Regions from separate parts of the Mus musculus genome. Here region 1 is linked to region 2. The links are chromatin loops, found by intact Hi-C in ENCODE. Cell type or tissue: heart. All regions are shown on one strand. Each heading gives the region's core, and the rest is flanking DNA. Links, peaks and the distances in the headings are about the cores only.

Region 1 (9,963 bases), core at 1,217-9,216, 260 kb after region 2:
CCTACATAAAACTCAAGTCCAAGTGGATCAATGACCTTAACATAAATCAGATACATTAAATGTCATAGAAGAGAAAGTGGGAAATAGCCTTGAACACTTTGGTACAGGGGACAGTTTCCTGAACTGAATACCAATGGCTCAGGCTCTAAGATCAACAATTGATACAGGGGACCTCATGAAACTGAAAAGCTTCTGTAAGGCAAAGGACACTGTCAGTAGGACAAAACAGCAGCCTACAGATTAGGAAAAGATTTTCACTAAGTGTACATCCAAGAGAGGGCTAATATTCAAAATATATAAAGAACTCAAGAAGTTAGAGTCTAACAAACCAAATAACCCAATTAAAAATGGAGTACAGAACTAAACAGAGAATTCCCAACTGAGGAATATCAAATGGCCAAGAAGCACTTAAAGAAATGCTCAATATCCTTAGTCATCAGGGAAATGCAAATCAAAACGATCCTGAGATTCCACCTTACATCAATCAGAATGGCTAAGATCAAAAACTCAAGCAATAGCACATGATGGCAAGGATGTGGAGAAAGAGGAACACTTCTCCATTGCTGGTGGGATAGCAATGTTGGACAACCACTCTGCAAATCAATCTGGCAGTTTCTCAGAAAACTGAAAATATTTCTACCTGAAGACCCAGCTATACTGCTCCTGGGCATATAATCAAAAGATGCTCCACCATATTATAAGGACACATGCTCCACTATGTTCATAGCAGCTTTATTCATAATTGCCAGAAACTAGAAACAACCCAGATGTCTCCCAACTGAAGAATGGACACAGAAAGTGTGGTTCATTTATATAATGGAATACTACTTAGCTATTATACACAAGGACTTTATGAATTTTGCAGGTAAATTGATGGAACTAGAAAATATCATCTTGAGTGAGGTAACGCAGACCCAAAATGACATGCATGGTATGTACTCACTAATGAGTGAATATTAGCCCAATAAGTACAGAATACCCATGATATACCCACAGACCCAAAGAAGTTAAACAAGAAGGAAGGCCCAGACATGGATATTTGAATCACACTTAGAGGGGGAAACAAAATAGTCATAGGAGGCAGGGGGAGGGAGAGAACGGGGGGGGGGGGATGAGGAGGCAGGGTCAGGTGCAGAGAGAGACAGGAGAGAGGCTCAGAAGGTCAGGAGAATGAACGGAAATCTGCAGCTGTTGGGAGTGAGGTTGGGGGTGGGGAGGGAAGAATCTCTAGGAAGTTCCAGAGACCTGGGATAGGGAAGGTTCCCAGAAGTTAATGCAGAGGATCTTAACAGTGGGGAACCTGAAGAGGCCACCTCCTGTAGCCAGCAGGACCCCCAATGAAAGGATAGGGACACCAACCCACTCACAAAACTTTTGACCCAAAATTTGTCCTGTCTAAAAGAAATGTAGAGATGGAGTAGAGACTGTAGGAATGGCCAACCAGTAACCAGGCTAACTCAAAACCCATCCCATGTGCAAGCACCAATCTCTGACATTATTAATGATATTCTGTTCTGCTTACAGATAGAAGCCTAACATAACTGTCTTCTGAGAGGCTCTACCCAGCAGTAGACTTAAACATATGCAGATATCCTCAGCCAAACATTAGATGAAGATTGGGGGGGGGGCATTTATGAAAAAGTTGGAGGAAGAATGGAAAGCCCTGAAGGGGAAAGAAACCCCACAGGGAGACCAAAATTATCAACAAACCTGAACTCCTGGAAGCTCTGAGTCTGAGCTACCAACCAAAGAACATACACGGGCTGGAACGAATTCCCCCTCCCCCGGCATATATGAAGCAGACAGGCAGCTCAGTTTTCATGGCTGCTTTGTCTGGACTCAGTGGGAGAGGATGTGCCTAATCTGGCAGACACTTGGTGTGCCAGGATGGGAGGTTACCCAGATTGGCCTCCACCCTCTCAGAGGAGAAGGGAAGAAGTTGGGGGAGAGACTCTATGAGGGAGGGACTGGAAGGGGAGCAGCATTTGGGAGGCAAATAAATACATAAATAAATAAAATTATAAAAATGCTCCCCCAGACTTCTGTACTGGGTAATCTCATTGAGGTAATTCCCCAGTTGAGGCTTCTCTTCTAAGGTGTACATAGATTTGTGCCAAAGCATATCCTCAGATGCCATGTAGGGGTATTACATCCAATTAAGACATTAATAAACAGAACTTTCAACAGAACTACTGGAAAAGCTAAAGGAAGGCACACTGAGCCATGGTCACTACCCCAGGAAACAGAAGTGCTAACTGGTACCGAAAGCTCTGGTTTCTGTTCTTTTCTCCCAACGGAATGCATGATGACTGTTGATACCAATCCATCTAAACATATAAATAGGCATTAAAACCAACAGTCCATTAACACTTGGTAATATTCAAAGACATCACTGAGCACTGAATAGTCAAAGAGCTGTTCCTGGCACCTAGGCCGCAGAAGCCAGGGGCGCTACTGCTAAACACCCTACAATACACAGGACAGTGTGACCTAGAGTCAGAAACAAACATTCCTGACACCAAGAGTCCAGATTCCATGGTGTTCTTTAAACAGTGCAGCTCATGGCCTCGTTTCTTTTCTTTCTTTGGAGGGGCCACCATGGCACGCATGTGGAGGTCAGAGGACAACTTGTAGGAGTTGGTTATGCCTTCTACTATGTGGGTCAGGGGACAACCCTGGCTGTCAGGCCTGGCAGCAAGCACCTTCACCCTCTGAACCATTTCACTGGGAGCACGGGGGCCAATTATCTATTTCTTTATTACTCACATAATAAATTAGCTTCAATTTTCCTGTTTTTTTTTTCTCATTCTTCTAACACAACTATTCTATAAAACTTAACCCCCAGTGGGATCATCCAACTTTTAACTCTCAACTAAGCCTATGGAGAACTCAACCTAAGTAAGTAACACAATCGCAAGAATGGTTGCCTCTGCATATTCAAAAATTCCAACATGAGAAGAGAGTGTTAGAATTGTGTCTGCAGTTCCTGGCCTTTCCCTTCAACAATCATTATAAACTTCACTCTATCTTCCATTCCTAACTCACTGAAGGAGCATCCATATCAGCATCCATTTGCATCTCTTAAACCCTTCCGCTGCAGTAAGGTAAGAGCTTCTGCCATTCTCTTTCTTCCCCAGCCCCCTCCCCCAACCTCGGTGTTAAGACTTGAACCCAGGGCTTCCCACCGGCCCAACAAGGGCTCTACCCCTGAGCCCACAGGAACTCATCTTCATCTCTTCCCTCCTTTCTCTTCTCAGGACAGAAGTGTCCTTTGCACCTGAGCACAGCCTGACTGTGGTTTCTGCTGTGGACAGAATCCTGTTTGGCCCTCTGGGTTCTTGAGTTATTATTCATCTAAGACCCCTGAATCCTCCACTTCAACATCCTCCCCTTCCCCAGCATTGTTTTTAATCTGAGAAGAGATTGCTACAATCTTTTGATCAAAGCCCCACAAATAAACAAAAGACTCTCTCTCCCACACCTCTCTCTGACTATTCTCTTTAGTCCACTACTCAACCCCTTTCTGCCCACTAGTCTCTGCTCACATCTTACTAGACCACTGAAGTCCCACAATGGAGGTAAATTACTTCCTCAAGAACAAATTCAGGGGGTTTTCTTGTCTTTTAATCTTGAGGAATTATGGCACTGACCAAGCTCCCTCCCTTCAAGTGTCTCTCCTCTTCTAGGATCTGTGATTACATTCTCTCCTCTATCTTTCTACCTCTGGCCTTTTCTTCCCTCACTTCTTAAATGAACTGTGACCTCTGTGTCCTATAGCTCTGGCTTCAAATCTTACTCACCGGACAGGGTGATCCCTGCTCTAAAGCTTCAAGCCTATGTCCCTGGTCCCACATTTTCCTAGTAGATGGCACTAGTGTCTACCTTGTTGCTTGAGGCAGAACTCTGGAATAAGTCCAGATTCCTCACTTACACCTAGGGCCAAAGTCAAAGCCAGGCCACTTTAATTCAATTATCTCTGAGGCCTGCCGTACCGGTTCCTTCTCTCTGCAATCTAATACAGGTCACACATCACTGCAGGAAAAATGACACCTACACGTGAGTAAACGACTTGGAGGCTCCTCTTATGGGATGGCTCACCGGAACACATCATGCTGGAATTAGTTTTTGCAGAATGGATTCATGAATACAGGCAGATAACTGAGCATCTTGGTCTTGAGATTCTCAGATGTTTAACAAAGGGTAACAGAATCTCTATCCTCCAGATATAATAGACAGTTCAGACCTCCAAATGTACAGAATACTGTGACATAGGCCTGATATTACTGGTAACAAACAAACAAACAAAAAAACAAAACAAAAACAAAAACAAAAAAACCTGATTTGCCTTTCATGCCAAAATAGAGCAAACACATCCTAATTTCCACTGCTTTCCAAAACTGGACCTTCAATTGCAAATGTCAAAGAAATAAAGTGTAAGCAAATGAAGAGCCAAGAGAAATCACAATGCAGCTGATAATAAAAACATAAATGCTACTTCACAACAATTTCTTCAGAAATCATAGAGTAACAAATTAGCAGTGAAATGAGTTTGTCAGAACCCATTGTAATGCTCATCAAGGCTAAGAACAAAAGGCTTCCTTCCACGGGGCTCTGAGTGTGGGAACTGCACAGTGTTCAAATATAAAGCTTTCAAAGAATTAAGACTCAGTTGTGGCAACGTCATCTGAATTCCCTGTGGATGTGATTGGCTCATGCAAACCAGACTTGGGTGTCCACTCGGAGTGTGGGTTGGTTCTTGCGTTGCCCAATGAATTCGGAAGTTACGTACAGTGAAAAGGAGAAGGCAGGCAAAAAGCATAGCAATTCTGTTATAAAGTCAGTATTGACCACATCTAGGGATAAATGAGCTTTGGAGCCAGAGAGCCCAACTTCAGAATCCACTTTTGCCACCTAATTTTAATTTTGTAATTTTAATAATCGACTCAATTTGCCTATGCTACAAAGCTCTTCATGTATAAAATAGAAACTAAAAAAGTTCTTATTTCATGGGCAAAGTGCCTAGAAGCATGTGTGAATGTTGTATAACAGAACAGCAGGTGATGTCATCACCACTGGCATTTTCTTTACTATTTTTAGACTCCATATCACACTACAGTCTGCGCTTCGACTCCAACTTAACTCTGTCCACCAGACACTGTGTCCACAATGCAAAACAGTATCACTTCAGTTGGCATCTCTATCCACACCGTCTGCCAGCTCAGAAACAATCACTAAGAAGTAGGCTCATGCCAATCTCAACACTCCCCAAAAGTACAGTGCATGATCTACCCATACGGTGGAATAGTATTTATCCCTTAAAAGGGATGAGAATCTGATATATGCTGCAGCACGATTAAGCTCTGAGAACATTTTGGGTGAAATAGAGCAGTCAGAAGTGGGCAGATATGGCAGGATTTCATCAACTAAGACCTCTGGAGTTAGCAGACACAGCAGGGCTGGAACAGAGGACACCTGGAGTGAGGGAGAGAGGAGGGTGGGTGGGAAGCTATCACTCAGTGTGTTCAGCATTTCTTTTGAGGATGATAAGGTTCTAGCGATAACATTGCAGAGTCACATAGTTGTGTGCATGTGCCTGGTACCACTCAACCTAAAGAACTTAAAGCAGTAATAATTTTTAGCTTATGTATTTTCTAGTTCACATACATAAAATAAAAAATAAGCATTTAAAACCCACAGAATACATCTTCAAAGCAAGTTGTAATATAAGCATGAGTCTTAACTCATTCTCAAGTTTCTAAGTAGCGACCACAGGAATCAACATTTACCTTGTAGCCAGCCTTGGTCTAAAATACCCAGCATGAATGGGGAGAGGACACAGCTTAACATTTTCATAAGAGGGATTATATCACTTTTATTTTAGATAGAAACCTGCCGTGTAACCCATAACTAGCAATGCTCCTGCCTCAGCCTTTTGAATGTAAGGATTATAAGTGTTTGCCACGATGCCTGAGTTTCATTTTCTGGGTTAAAACAATTTTTAGTCCCTTGAAAGGAGGGAAAGAAAACTGCTCTGGGGGCTATGTGTTCCTGTGGTATGTAAAAGCAGTTTTTGAAGGAGATACTAATCCTTACATGCCCATAATGACACACATACTTCTGCAGTATCTCCACCAGACAACACTGAAATAACCTTAAAATTAAGAGGAAATTCAAAAGTCCATTACACAAAAGTACAATATTTTAGGCTGGCAAAATGGCTCATCAGGTGAAGGTGCTAACCACCAAGTTGTGGCCTGAATCCAATCCCTCAAACCCACATTGTAGGAGAAAGGTGACTCCCACAAGTTGTTAGTTCTCTGAAGTCAGTATATCCAGTATCTCACAAACACTTGCATACAATCAGAAATAGGTACCTGCAATGACTAGCCCCTTTTGTGCTGTATTTTTCTTCAAGACAGGGTTTCTATATGTAGCCCTGGCTATCCTGGAACTCACTCTGTAAGCCAGAGTTGCCTCTTAGAGATTCAGCTGCCTTTCCCTCCTGAATCTGGGATTAAAACTGTGTGCCACCACTGCCTGGCTTACAAATAAACTTTCTAAAGAGTGGATGTTTCAAATCTCCTCAAGCAAAATGGTTATTGTATAGTAAAGACACAGCGAAGGAAAGTTTAACAAGTGATCACTTCCCAAATAGCAGGATCCCAGTCAAGGCAATCAATCCTCTGGTAAACACCACACATTCATTAAATGTTTTTCAAAGAACAACAGTTTCCAAATAACGAGAGTGTCATTTTCAAAAGATGGAAAGCCAAGACCAGACAACAATGTCAGAAAGTGCTTAGCTGGTCCTTGTAGGGAATCTGGTACTGCCCCAGGCTTTTCTTCACGGGAACTCACTGTGTCTTCATAACACCCATCTAAGCAATCCTATTGCTCCCAACTGACCAACAAGAAAACCGAGGTGTAGAGGGGTCAGGCACTTTGCCTAGGATTCAAGGTGCCTACTAAGCAAAAGAGCCAGGGTGTAAAATCTAGACCTCTATTGGTGCGATCTGCAGTTTCCTTATTGTGCCTTACTGTCCACTGGAGGCAATGGAAAACGATCCACAAGAAGCCCGGCAGACGGTCTTTTGCGCTCCTTAGCCCTCTGTCCATACAGTGCTCCGAGGGCAAGAGCCTCCACTCCTTCTACAGCCAGCACCACGCGCGAGATCATGCACATCCAGACGGGCCAGTGTGGCAACCGGATCGGGGCTAAGTTTTGGGAGGTGATAAGCGACGAGCATCGACCCCACTGGCAGTTACCATGGCGACAGTGACTTGCAGCTGGAGAGAATCAATGTGTACTACAATGAAGCTGCTGGCAACAAATATGTACCTTGGGCCATCCTAGTGGACCTGGAGCCTGGCACCATGGACTCCGTGAGGTCGGGACCATTCGGCCAGATCTTCAGGTCAGACAACTTTGTGCTCGGCCAGAGTGATGCAGGAAATAACTGGGCAAAGGGCCACTACAGAAAGGGGGCCGAGCTAGTGGACTCTGTCCTGGACGTGGTGAGGAAGGAATCAGAAAGCTGTGACTGTCTCCAGGGCTTCCAGCTGACCCACTTACTGGGGGGAGGCACTGGCTCAGGCATGGGGACCCTGCTCATCAGCAAGATCAGAGAGGAGTACCCAGACCGCATCATGAAGACCTTCAGCGTCATGCCCTCACCCAAGGTCTCTGACACTGTGGTGGAGCCCTATAATGTCACCCTCTGAGTGCACCAGCTGGTAGAGAACACAGATGAAACCTAGTCTATCGACAATTAGGCTCTGTAGGACATCTGCTTCCGCACCCTGAAGCTGACCACACCCACCTATGGCGATCTCAACCACCTGGTGTCAGCCACCATGAGTGAAGTGACCACCTGCCTGCGCTTCCCAGGCCAGCTGAACGCAGACCTGCACAAGCTGGCTGTGAACATGGTGCCATTCCCACGCCTGCACTTCTTCATGCCAGGCTTTGCACCTCTGACCAGCCAGGGCAGCCAACAGTACCGAGCCCTGACAGTGCCCGAGCTGACCCAGCCTATGTTCAACTCCAAGAACATGATGGCTGTCTGCGACCCTCGCCATGGCCGCTACCTGACCATGGCCATTTTCCGTGGCCGCATGTCCATGAAGGAGGTGGATGAGCAGATGCTCAACGTGCAGAACAAGAACGAACAGCAGCTACTTCGTGGAGTGGATCCCCAACAATGTCAAGACGGCCGTGTGTGACATCCCTCCTCGTGGCCTCAAGATGTCAGCCACCTTCATTGGCAATAGCATTGCTATCCAGGAGCTGTTCAAGCGCATCTCTGAGCAGTTCACTGCCATGTTCCAGCGCAAGGCTTTCCTGCACTGATACACGGGCGAGGGCATGGACGAGATGGAGTTCACCGAGGCGGAGAGCAACATGAACGACCTGGTACCAGCAGTACCAGGATGCCACGGCTGATGAGCAGGGAGCAGGGTGAGTTCGAGGAGGAGGAGGGCGGGAATAAGGCTTGAGTTCCCCAGGCCAAGCAGGTTAGGGAAAGCTGAGATGAAAGAAGGGGGTGGGGTGGGGGGCTTAATCTGTGAAAATACCTTGGCAGTTGAAGGAAGGAGAATGGTCTTAGGTTTGTGCTGGGTCTCTGGTGCTCTTCACTGTTGCCTGTCACTTTTTTTCTCTTTTTGTTATACCGATAACATCAATGTAACACTTGAGATCTTTCTGAACTCCTGTTGTAATGGCTAAAATCACATAAACCTTTGTGTCCTAACGGTGTCTTGTTTTCTTTCTCTTCCTTTCTTCCTATCAAGCTCTTTCTTATCAACTTAAATCCACCTTTCTGAACACAGAAAATTTTCTTCCTTTAGAAAAGACTGAAAGCCCAGGTGTTTCTTCTTTGGGTATGCTACTAATATAAGTTGAACCAAAAATGGCCTTACTTAATCCAACAATAAGTAAGAAACAATGGATTTTTAAATGTCCTTTGGTACACGGGGGGGGGGGGGGGGGGGGAAGCCCGGCAGACGCAAATGCAAAGCACCTGGGGAGTCAGAGACAGCAAAGGTTCTGAGGAAGTCATCACATTTCAGCACAGGCCAAGTGATGTTTGTGACTGCATACCAGAAGAAAGAAGGCAAGAAAACCACTTGATGCCTTTAATTTATTTATTGATATTTACATTACTAGAAAAAAAGGGGGGGGGGCAAACGTAAAATCACTCATTTCTTGGATCTCTGAATAGAAGGTACTTACAAAGCAACATCATTTTCCATGTATGTCACAATTAAAGATAAGGGTGCTTTCGCTCTTCTCTCTCTCTCTCTCTCTCTCTCTCTCTCTGTGTGTGTGTGTGTGTGTGTGCGCGCGCGCGCGCGTGCGCGTGCCTGTAGGAAGAAGACATGTTTCCAGATGTCTTAACTTTAAGAATATGAGAATTTACAACATATTTACAAAGTATCAAAATAGGGGCTTAAGAGGCAGCTCAGTGGGCTGGAGAGATGGCTCAGCGGTTGAGAGCACTGACCACCGACTGCTCTTCCACTGGTCCTGGTTTCAATTCCCAGCAACCACATCGTGGCTCACAACCGTCTGTAATGGGATCTGGTGTCCTCTTCTGGTGTGTCTGAAGAGAGCACTGGTGTACACATATACATAAAATAAATAAATGAATCAAGAAGAAGAAGAAGAAGAAGAAGAAGAAGAAGAAGAAGAAGAAGAAGAAGAAGAAGCAGCTGCTGCTGCTGCTTCGGCGGCATCTCAGGCTGAAAACCACCTGCTGTGTAAGCACGAGGACGCAAGTTCGGTCCCCAGAACCTGAGTGGAAAGTTTCAGGTCTGTGATTCCAGTGCTGGGGAGATAGAGGCGGGCATTTTCAAGAGTTGCTGGCTAAACCAATCTACCTGGCAAGCTCTAGGCCAGTGAGAGAACCTGTCTCAAAAACACATAAACAAAAAACGGTGGCCAGCATCTATGAAACCACAGTT
Region 2 (9,963 bases), core at 565-8,564:
TTCAAGCTTCCTGCTGCTACTCACAATTCCAGAATCAATATACATCCATCCTGGCAGACACTGCCTTTGATCATTAATTTTTCCCCTTGGGTGTTTACTACCCTTAGGAACACTAACATAAGGAGTTCAACGCAAAGAGTTTATTATTAGTAAGAAAGGTAACTATTGCAAATTAAGCTGTACACAGACATTTATAAGAACTTGTTATGGCTGGATAGCATTTAAAGCATTTAAAGGCTTCCCCCCTCCCACTCCCCCTTGGTCCTACAATTTTCATTTCGTTGTAATCTCAAATCACATGTGTATGTGAAACTGTGCTCAAATCCATAACCCCCACAGAGCCACTGGTAATATCTTAGGAACCAAAATCTAGAGCTCTGGTCCTCACCAACAGCCCCTTTTAGCCCTGCCCAGCCCCGGAGTGCGCAGGAGCACTGACTTAGACTGAGTGGTCCCCTAATGTGTCCCCTTGCCCCATAGTCCTTTCTATAGAGAAGCCATGAGAGTCTTTCCAAAGGAAATTACAATCCCATCCCTTTGCTTTACTGGAAACGCATGGCCTGCCTCTGGCTTCTACCTGAAGTATCATGTCTGAAAGGTTTCTCCTCCCTATCCAGCTCAAAGTCCAATAGTCCCCAGTATTCTAGTAGCACCCTGCCTGTATCACCTTTTGCAACTCTGTCACTGAGGCCTCATTATTAGAGCAGGGTTAAGTTTCAGATCTTGAAAGCGCGTATCTCACACCCCTCCCACACACACTCATCATTTCCATTGCATATTTTATAAAACGCACTTACACTTTGCATTTCGTATGTCTGAAGAGCCAGTGTTAAACTGAAATCAAGCCCTCATCTTATATTAGGCTTACTCAGTACGGCACGATTTTTATGGCTATTAATTTTTAATCTACCATGTGGGTATGTAGGTGGGGCGAAGTGTGTGTGTGTGTGTGTGTGTACATGCCATGTCATGTGTGTAGAGACAGAGGATAATGTGCAAGTCAGGCCTCTCCTACCTCGTGGGATATGAGATAAAGTTTAGGCTGTCAGCTTTGCAGCAATCACCTTCAACCTGCGAAGCCATCTTGCCACCTTGTTATTTATTTTTATTATTAACTGATTAAATATCTATCTCCCTGATGATACTTTAAGCTCCTGGAATGGCTCTATCCTGTTTGTTTGTTTTTCTTGATTTTTGTCTAGACATTAAAACAGGGCCTAACACACAACAGATATTCGATGTCTTAACAGTGAAGGGAGCTAGAGTGAGAGTTCAGTGGATCAAAGCTCCTGCTCCTAAGCTGACGACCTTGGTTCAATCCCAGGGTCTACATGGTGGAAGGAGAGAAGCAACGATACACTCCTTCCATGGCACTTGTCTGGCACACACTCATACAGTAATAAATAAATAAATGTAATAAAATTTTATTTAAGTTAAATACAAGTAGACAGGGACAGAGGAACACACAGTATCCAGTTTAAGGGTGGTTTAATCTTATAATGATTATGTCTCTAATTAACTCCACTTTCTCTAACTGCTGGAATATCACCATTTGTAAAAAAACACAGACTTTTACATTTGAAGAAAAAAAAGAGGGACACATTTCTAAAATGACTTAAAAAACAAAAATTGAAAATAAAAGGTCCCGGGCTGGTGAGATGGCTCAGCGGGTAAGAGCACCCGACTGCTCTTCCGAAGGTCCAGAGTTCAAATCCCAGCAACCACATGGTGGTTCACAACCACCCGTAACAAGATCTGACTCCCTCTTCTGGTGTGTCTGAAGACAGCTACAGTGTACTTACATATAATAATAAATAAATCTTAAAAAAAAAAAAAGAAAAAGAAAATAAAAGGTCCCTATATACCACTAATTCAAATTACATCTTGGTGCTGAGGGCTGAATTTAACCCAGAATGAAGGATATAACACTAGAAAAATTAATGTTCTTATTGTTCAACACAACCTGAATAAATTTCTCTGGTGTCTACTTAAATCCCTTCTTGCTTATGAGTTAATGCAAATGTCAGTAGACTATGGAGAAACCTTTAAACACATTGAAAATTTGCAGTCAGGGACAGATAGTCTAGCATACTCCAGAGTGACAAACGTACTTTCAAGATATCCTTTAAAAATGGACTGTTTTATGTTTGGATTATATCTTTTTAAATGCCTCAGCTAGTTGACAGGCATGTTTGGAAAGGAAGTTTTTCTAAGAAACTTTTTGTCAAAGCAGTTCATAACAGTCAAAGAAAAATTCAGAGCCTAAGGAAATGCCATTGCTTTTAAACAAAAGCCCTGCTAAATACAGAAACTGGAGATTATTTTCACAGAGAAAGTATTTTTTGGTTTTCTCTTTCAATCTTTTTTTTTTTTTTTTTTTTTAGTGGAAGAGGAAGTTATTCTCTCACGGGAAAAGGGTCTTGATGCCAATCTCGTACTGATTGGGTGGGTGCTCTCTTCCTGCTTCTATTTGGTGAACGAAGCATAACACAGAGGAATGAGGAGAGTCCACAGGAAGCCCTGTAGGGCAAACATAGGGAGCCCTTTAATTATTCCAGCAGACAGCAAATTATGCTCCCCTGGGCAAAGGCAAGGGAGAACCATCTGTAGAGAGAAGCCAAGGACTTTGGCTCCCAAAGGATCTAAGGGCTCTGTTACTAACCTATGCCAGGCTTATAGCATCAGCACTGGAGAGACTGTTGCAGGATTGTGAGTTCTAGGACAGTCTGAGCAACAGAATAAAACAAAACAAAACGTCAGGACAGAGGGTGTCTGCAGGGTCTGCAGATATAGTTACCTATAGATGAAGCAACAGGAACAAGTCAGAATTAAAACTGACCCTGACCGAGTGTTACAGCTTTAAATTTTGACTGAATGTAACACACCTTAGGTGTTGTTTTCTCTGAGTTTAGAAGAAAGCATACTCTTTTTGTCTTCTTCATCGGTGCTATGACGGAGGCCTTAGTTTCTTTCTGAGGGAGATTTCAGCCCTGTCAGGTGGATATAATCCTGCAGCCCAATTTTCAGGACAGAAGTATGGATCACACCGGGTAGGCCACCGCAGGCTTAGCTCCCTGCCCAGATTGTTTTCCTGTTTGTAAGTGCTGCCCTGACCTCATCAATGCTACCCAGAATGCTCTGCGAGCCCAGGCTAGTGGACAGTGTGTAAGATGCTGCTGTCCCCTTCCCCTGTACTTTAGCACTAAGGGCTGAGCCTGGGCACATGGACCCTAGCCAAGGGCTCCTCTACTGGACTGTGCTCTTTGCTGTAAGCTCATGATCCTCAATAAGGAGCTGAGGGAGGCTAACTAATGGTGCTGTGCTAACAAAAAACAACACAAAAACAAAACAATCACACCTACCACAGGCTCATGCCCATTTCCCAGACTATGGATGATGAAACTTCTCCTGGGGAGGGGTGGGGGATGTGGCTGAGTTCATGCTTAGGTCCAGTCAGACCTCTATAAAGCTGGCCCTGTAAAGGACTCCATCTTCCTGTGCTCTAGGCATGACCTCTTACCATGTAGATCTGCTGAGATGATATCCACCCCTATGGGGGGGGGGCATCAAGAGAAAAAGCCCTGTAAATCCACTGCTGTGCTGACTGGGACCTGGCTATTTCTTCCCTCAGTTTTACTTCTCTCTGGTACCAATGTCAGGAATGGTCAGACAAAGGCACCTTGTTTCTTGTCATCCTTCTCATGGCATGGAGTTTTGGGGTCCTCCTTAGCCAGAACAGGAACCTCAGGGACAGTTTGCTGGATATTACCTAAGCTCCTTGCCCATCTTCCTGCCAAGTTCTGCCATTCTGTTTTGGAAGCTGCCTTAACTCCATTTTGAGCAGGAGAGGTCTGAATAAATAAAAGTATTGGGTTTTACTTTCTTTCCACTTTAATTTGCATTTCTCCTTGGTGAGCTGGAAAATGTCATGTTTCCAGCATTTCTCTCCATTAATACAATACTTGGAAGTTACATATGAATGCTAAAGCCATATGGTTATGTTCATTATGAAGTTCAAAGAAAATATTAGGAAACAACAACAGTAAAGATAATACCACATATGTACCACAGAGGTGTCTTAAGAATGTTGACCATGGGGCTAGAGACAAGTCAGTGCTTAAGAGCACTGGCTGCTCTTCCAGAGGTTCTGAGTTCAATTCCCAGCACCCACATGGCTGTTTATGACCATCTACAAAGGGATCTGATGCCCTCTTCTGGCATGCAGGTGTACATGCAGCTGAGCACTCATCCATTCAAGAAGGAGGAAGAGGAGGAGGAGGAGGAGGAAAAGAAGGAAGGAAGGAAGGAAAGAGAGAGAAGAGAAGAGAAGAGGAGAGGAGAGGAGAGGAGAGGAGAGGAGAGGAGAGGAGAGGAGAGGAGAGGAGAGGAGAGAAGAGGAGAGAAGAGAAGAGAAGAGAAGAGAAGAGAAGAGAAGAGAAGAGAAGAGAAGAGAAGAGAAGAGAAGAGAAGAGGCGAGGAGAAAATGTTGACCAGTTTAATGATATCAAGGCCAGAGGAAAGGTGTTCTGAAGTGCCAGCTATCAGAGATCTCAAGAACCTTGCAACTGGTAGAAAACCAGAACAGCTCACTATCAACAGAAGCAGTTTACACAGCACTGGACACTTAAGCTGCTCTGCCTATGCCGCTTGGGGTCACTGCTTAAGAATGGAGACAATGGGTCTTAGGTAATTTCAGTGCCTTTATCACTTCATATAGCCTGGCCCTTAAGTTCTGAATGGAACATCCACTGTGACCATGTCCCTTTAAAAATCTTGTTTATTATATGGATATGATTAATCCCAGGTCAAATTACAGACCACAAAATGTAACCCAACCCCATAACATCTGCTATAAGAGACATTATCATATATTCTTCACCATAAGTATGGCTGTAGTTTGTGTGTGTGTGTGTGTGTGTATGAATGTGTGTGTGCAGATGTGCATGCATGTGTGCACGTCAACATAAAGGCAATAGGTCAATCCTGGGCGCTGTCCCTTGAGAACTATTCACTTTAGTTTCTGAAACAGGGTCTCTCATTGGGCTGAAGCTTGACAAGGTGGCCACAGTCTGGCTGCCTTGCCTCCCCCGGTCTTTGTTATACCTGTTCTGTGGATCAAATTCAGGTCATCACACTTGCATGGCAGGCATTTTATTGAGTGTGTCATCTCCCCAGCCCCTGACTGTAATTCTTCATGTCACCTTGACATTTACTCATAGACACTATAACCTTAAAGGGTCATCATAGGTGAAATACTAAATCACATACAGGGGCTTTCCATCTGCAGTTCCTACCTCTAAATCCTCTTTGAGAATCACCGTGTATGTGTCTCACAATGTGTGTGTGTGTGTGTGTGTGTGTGTGTGTGTGTATGTGTGTAAGAGAGAGAGAGAGAGAGAGAGAGAGAGAGAGAGAGAGTATAAATACGGGTATGTGTGTATGTGTCAGTGTGGGTATGTGGTGTGGTGTGGTGTGGTGTGGTGTGGTGTGGTGTGGTGTGGTGTGGTGTGAGGGGATGTGTTGATATGAGGTGAGTGTTGGGGTAGGGGTGTTACAAATCTCACCATTTGGGGCCCTCTATGATTTATGCCTCACAGTCATCTTAATGTCCTCTTTTTCAGTAATTTCAATGTGCTAACAGTGCTGAGAAACACTAATTTGGGTGTTTTTAATGATGTCCTATATGTAACAGCTACCAAAAAAAAATTATAGATATTTGGGAGGCATCTAACTTTGAAGGCCAATGACACAGAGGGTGTTGTGTTCTATGACAGCAAGTTCCCATGGGTGGAAAGAAGGGAGACATGATGATGAAGAGGATGGACTGTTGGGCTGACACAGGGAGCATTTCCCATCACTTCTATTTAGGAATAAACTAAGGACATGAATAAACAAGCCTACAAAAAGACTTAAACAATATAAGATTTCAATGGCCCTCCCATGAAGAAGCAAGGAATACTTTTGAGATTCATGGTTAATACAATTCTGGGTCTTGCACAAAGACCTTGACACGTGTCTTTGGGGGGAGGGGGAGGGGGAGGGGGGGTGCTGGTTTAATGCTGGCCTAGAGCACTGTCTACAGAAGGTATCACTTCCCATGGTCTGATTACAGATCTAGCCTAGAATCAGGGAGGAGGCCTATTCCAGTGGAAAAGACCCGTTGCTATGTACAAAGGGATTGCTTCATTCAAGAGTAGCCATGCTGGCTGACTTCCTTAAGTTGTGGGTAGCCTGCTCAAGCCAAATGGGTTCCCTTGATTAGAAAACACACACACACACACACCCTCATGCATGCATGTTGGGAGAATTAATGACAAACATCTCCCCAAAGGCACAAACACACATATATTGTCTGATGGTATTTTACTAGCTGGAAAGCCAGCAGCACATGTGGATACTTTCCCTTCATTTCATGGGGTGGGATTTGGCATGGCATGGTATGGTGTGCAGAAGTGTGTGCATGCGTCTGTGCCGCTGCCCCATGTGCCAAGGTGTGCAGAAGTGTGTGTGCACGAGTGGATGTGCCACTGTCCCATGTGCCTGTGAAGGAAGGGCTGTGTAAGAAGTCTATGACCCCAGAAAATCTATTCTTTTATAAAATTTCCCACTCAGAAGAGATTGTTGGTCATCAGGCCTTTAAAAGGAACTTAAATAAGTTGCAATTTACAAACAGAAGACTGTGCCTGAATCATCTCTATTAACAAGCATTATAAAAATCTCTCCCTCATACACACAGAGGAAAGTACAGTCTACCACTGTGAAGGGTTGCTAACTCTAATACAAATAATTATGATAGAAAGCCAGTTTCCAGGGTGTTTGTTCACTGAACAGTTAGCTCCGTAGAAGGAGGTGCCCTGGGAAAACAAGAAGAAGGGCCTGTGCTGATTGGTTATTAATCCATTTCTTCTTCCTGGGACGTTCCTCCAGTCATGGATTAAATCAATGTTTAATGCTCCCCAGGCCCAGCTGTGTCCATATTAGGAAAGCCAGAGCTCACATCTCTCCAGGGTAAAAAGGACCTGCCCTTCCTTGCTCTGCTTCCACCCACCGTGTGTGGAGGGGGAGTGTGGGTGCTGGGGAATGTGAACTTGATCCCACACTGATCAGCCAAGCAGCACACCCTCATTGTTCTTTAGATACCAAACATAGCTTCTCTCTAGAAGGGATCAACCCAGTCACTCGACACACAGCATAGCTTTTGTGCTCAGCAGTCAGACAAGCAAAAGCTCTACAGGACATTAAAGCTTTGCATCATGGATACCCCTAAGAGATCAGGTGCAAGAGACAATTTATACTTCTACGTTATACCTCAGACGATAAGACTAACAGGCTCCTAGGACCCTCCCACTTCTCTGAGTTGCCCACAGAATCCAAGGCCTCATACATACTAGGTGAATAAGTGGTCAACAAGCTCCACATTGTCCAGACTGCATTCCTAGTTATGAGTTTTAACCTATTATACAACTGCTGCGGTTTGTTTTAGCTTTGCTTATCTTCTTTGCCTTGCTGTCTGAGGTTCAAGGTCATCAGAAAACGGGCTAGTGCAGCCAGCTAGCTGTCACTGTTTTCTGTGATATCCTGTGAATCTGGCCTCACTGTCTTGGGTCAACGGCCAGGTGTAATGGGGAAGGTGCCCCTGAGAACTGAGACCAAGGTACCCTCTCTCGGCTTCTCAAACACTCATGCCACACAACCTCCCTGAGCCTGTGAGAGTCACACACTTTATTGAGGGTGAAGTGAGACGATGCATGAAGCAAGCACAAGGGTAATCTTTAATTCCTCCACAGTCTCCACCCCCACCTTTTTCCTGCAGACAAAAGCCTATCTGGTAGTTTGAACCAAAGTAAACTTTCAAAGGTCTCACAAATAACTGGGTTGTGACATCATAATAGAAAAGCCTGTTCTGACAACCACAGGAACTCAGTGTCCTTGGATGGAGCCTGGAGAGATGTGGCCCATCTGAGCTACTACAAACAAGCACCTGCCCCTTCCATTGACAAGTGGAAGACAAGAGGAAGCAGGTCCCTGTTATTATGAAGTAGAATCAATAATTCTATTAGTAGCCCCTTCTCATACAAAACAATAGGCTATCTCTTGTTACAGGAATAAGGAAAACAAAGCAAGACCTGGTGGTCACACCTGTAATCTCAGCATTTGTAACATGGAGTCAAGAGGATCAAGAGTCCAAGGCCACCCTAGGATGCATGGTAATACTGTGTCAAAACAAACAAAGAAACTGACCATACAGTGGCATGTTGACACTCCTCTGAATGTATCAGCACAATTAAGTCTCAGTTGTGGAAATGTTGCAAACCCAAAGCACTAATTAACAGGGGCTTCCAAGTTAGATGGACTCATTAGTTGCCTCATCTATAAAATGGGTGCAACAATGTTGATCTTACAGACTTCTGAGTAGACATACATCAGTATCATGTGTGATGCTCCTAACAGAGTCTCTCCCATATAACAGCCGCTTTCATCTTGAATTTTCTAATATTTAAAATGGGACAGAGGAAAGAATTAAATTACATTAAAAACAATTACAGTTCTTAGGGCTGGAAAAGAAGGCTCGATGGGTAAAACCCTTTGTTAAAAGCATGAGGACCTGAATGTGGATCTCATAAACTCATTAACAGGACAGAACAAAACAAGAACACCCCCCCAAAAAGAAAACAAACCCTAAAAACTAAAAAAAAAAAAAAAAAATAGAAAAAAACATAAAACAACCAAGCCATGATCCCAGAACTGGGAGGCCAAGACAGGAAAACTGCAGGGGCTTGCTAGGCAGCCAGTCTAATAACCAGTGAACTCTAGGGTTAGTGAGACACTCCAACTCAAAAATCAATGGAGGGGACAGAAAGAAAGTTCTGCAGGCAGAATGTTTTCTGCTTGTCCAGGGGATCCAAGTGTGGACTGCAGCACCCATACTCAGAGGCTCCCAACCTCCTGGAACTCCTGCTCTAGGGGATCAGATATACACTCTGACCTTTTTGCATGTATATATATACACACATATATATATGGCATTCATGCACACAAACAAATGCTTTTTTAAAAGTCTTTTAAAAGTGACAGAGAAAGAAAAACTCACACACTAGAGATTTAAAAACTACATTCAGATAGTTAAACAACTTACATATTCTTGTGTTTGCCATAGTTTCTTAAAGGATTTATGTAAAACTCCAAAACTCAGGCAAATATCTCTAACTACGAAACCAGTGACCAAAACCCCCCACAGAAACCAAACTAAGACAACAACTACAAAAGACCACCACCACCACCTCAACAACAAAACATACTTTGAGAAGGGGGCACCAAGAACTCTGGAGAATAATAAACCTCATAGTAACTTTATAACAAGCACAAGCACAGAGCCTTGAGGGGAAGCACATGTGTGCTTGGTGGCTCAGAGCAGGCCTGAAAGCACCTCGAGGAAAGGACACAGGGAAGGAAAAGAGATGAAGCTTTTGTCTGAGAGGCAGCAGCCAGACATCCCAGGAAATAGGAAGCCAGGTTGAAGGGATTGTCGCTGTTGCTGGTGACTCCCAGTCACTTACTTCCCCGGAGTCCTGGTCCTGAGCTCCGTATATTGAGTTTTGCTGTACTCCTTTATGGTTTTATGGCAACAAAGCTGTTGAAATTCAAGAATTTAGTTGTGATGCTTTGAGGCATGAGTGATGTCATGCTGTAAAGTTGAGGCTGATAACAACCAGGGTGCCCCTAGCACACTAAAAACTATCTTACCTGTGTTCCCTCAGTGTGCTTTGTAATTTCCATTGGCCTACAAAGGGAAATATTTTTAGCATGTAGCACACTCTGTAACAAATATATAGATGCACTAAAAATATAATTGTAGGAAACTGTTTGGGTTTGATCATCCCAACCTCAACTATGCTCAGCTTTCTTGACCTAAGGCTGAGTGTGGCAGTTTCTCACAAACATGGCTGCAGGGCTGGCACAGTG

Evidence for each region. A loop is a pair of places that touch in the nucleus more often than their neighbours do. Peaks named below come from ENCODE experiments on the same cell type or tissue, not always from the same donor. Only the 100,000 strongest peaks of a DNase experiment are listed, where the experiment ranks them.
Region 1: it touches region 2 in a loop (2.1-fold over the local background); 4 of 42 quality-filtered maps call a loop at or near these places.

What each region holds. Positions count from the first base shown.
Region 1 is chr13:62,965,861-62,975,823 of GRCm38, reverse strand. All of the region lies in intron 1 of Aopep (aminopeptidase O), which reads right to left. It also overlaps the pseudogene Tubb2a-ps1. Among named protein-coding and RNA genes, the nearest start is that of Aopep, 5.9 kb to the right of the region's middle. In heart, for the core only: no CTCF peak of the experiment used is centred there; a DNase peak (open chromatin) is centred at 5,153; H3K27ac peaks cover 282 bases.
Region 2 is chr13:63,228,970-63,238,932 of GRCm38, reverse strand. The region is part of intron 11 of Aopep (aminopeptidase O); the gene reads right to left. Among named protein-coding and RNA genes, the nearest start is that of Gm16907, 63 kb to the left of the region's middle. In heart, for the core only: a CTCF peak has its summit at 4,199 (motif pointing left); DNase peaks (open chromatin) are centred at 2,562, 3,142 and 7,052; H3K27ac peaks cover 2,347 bases.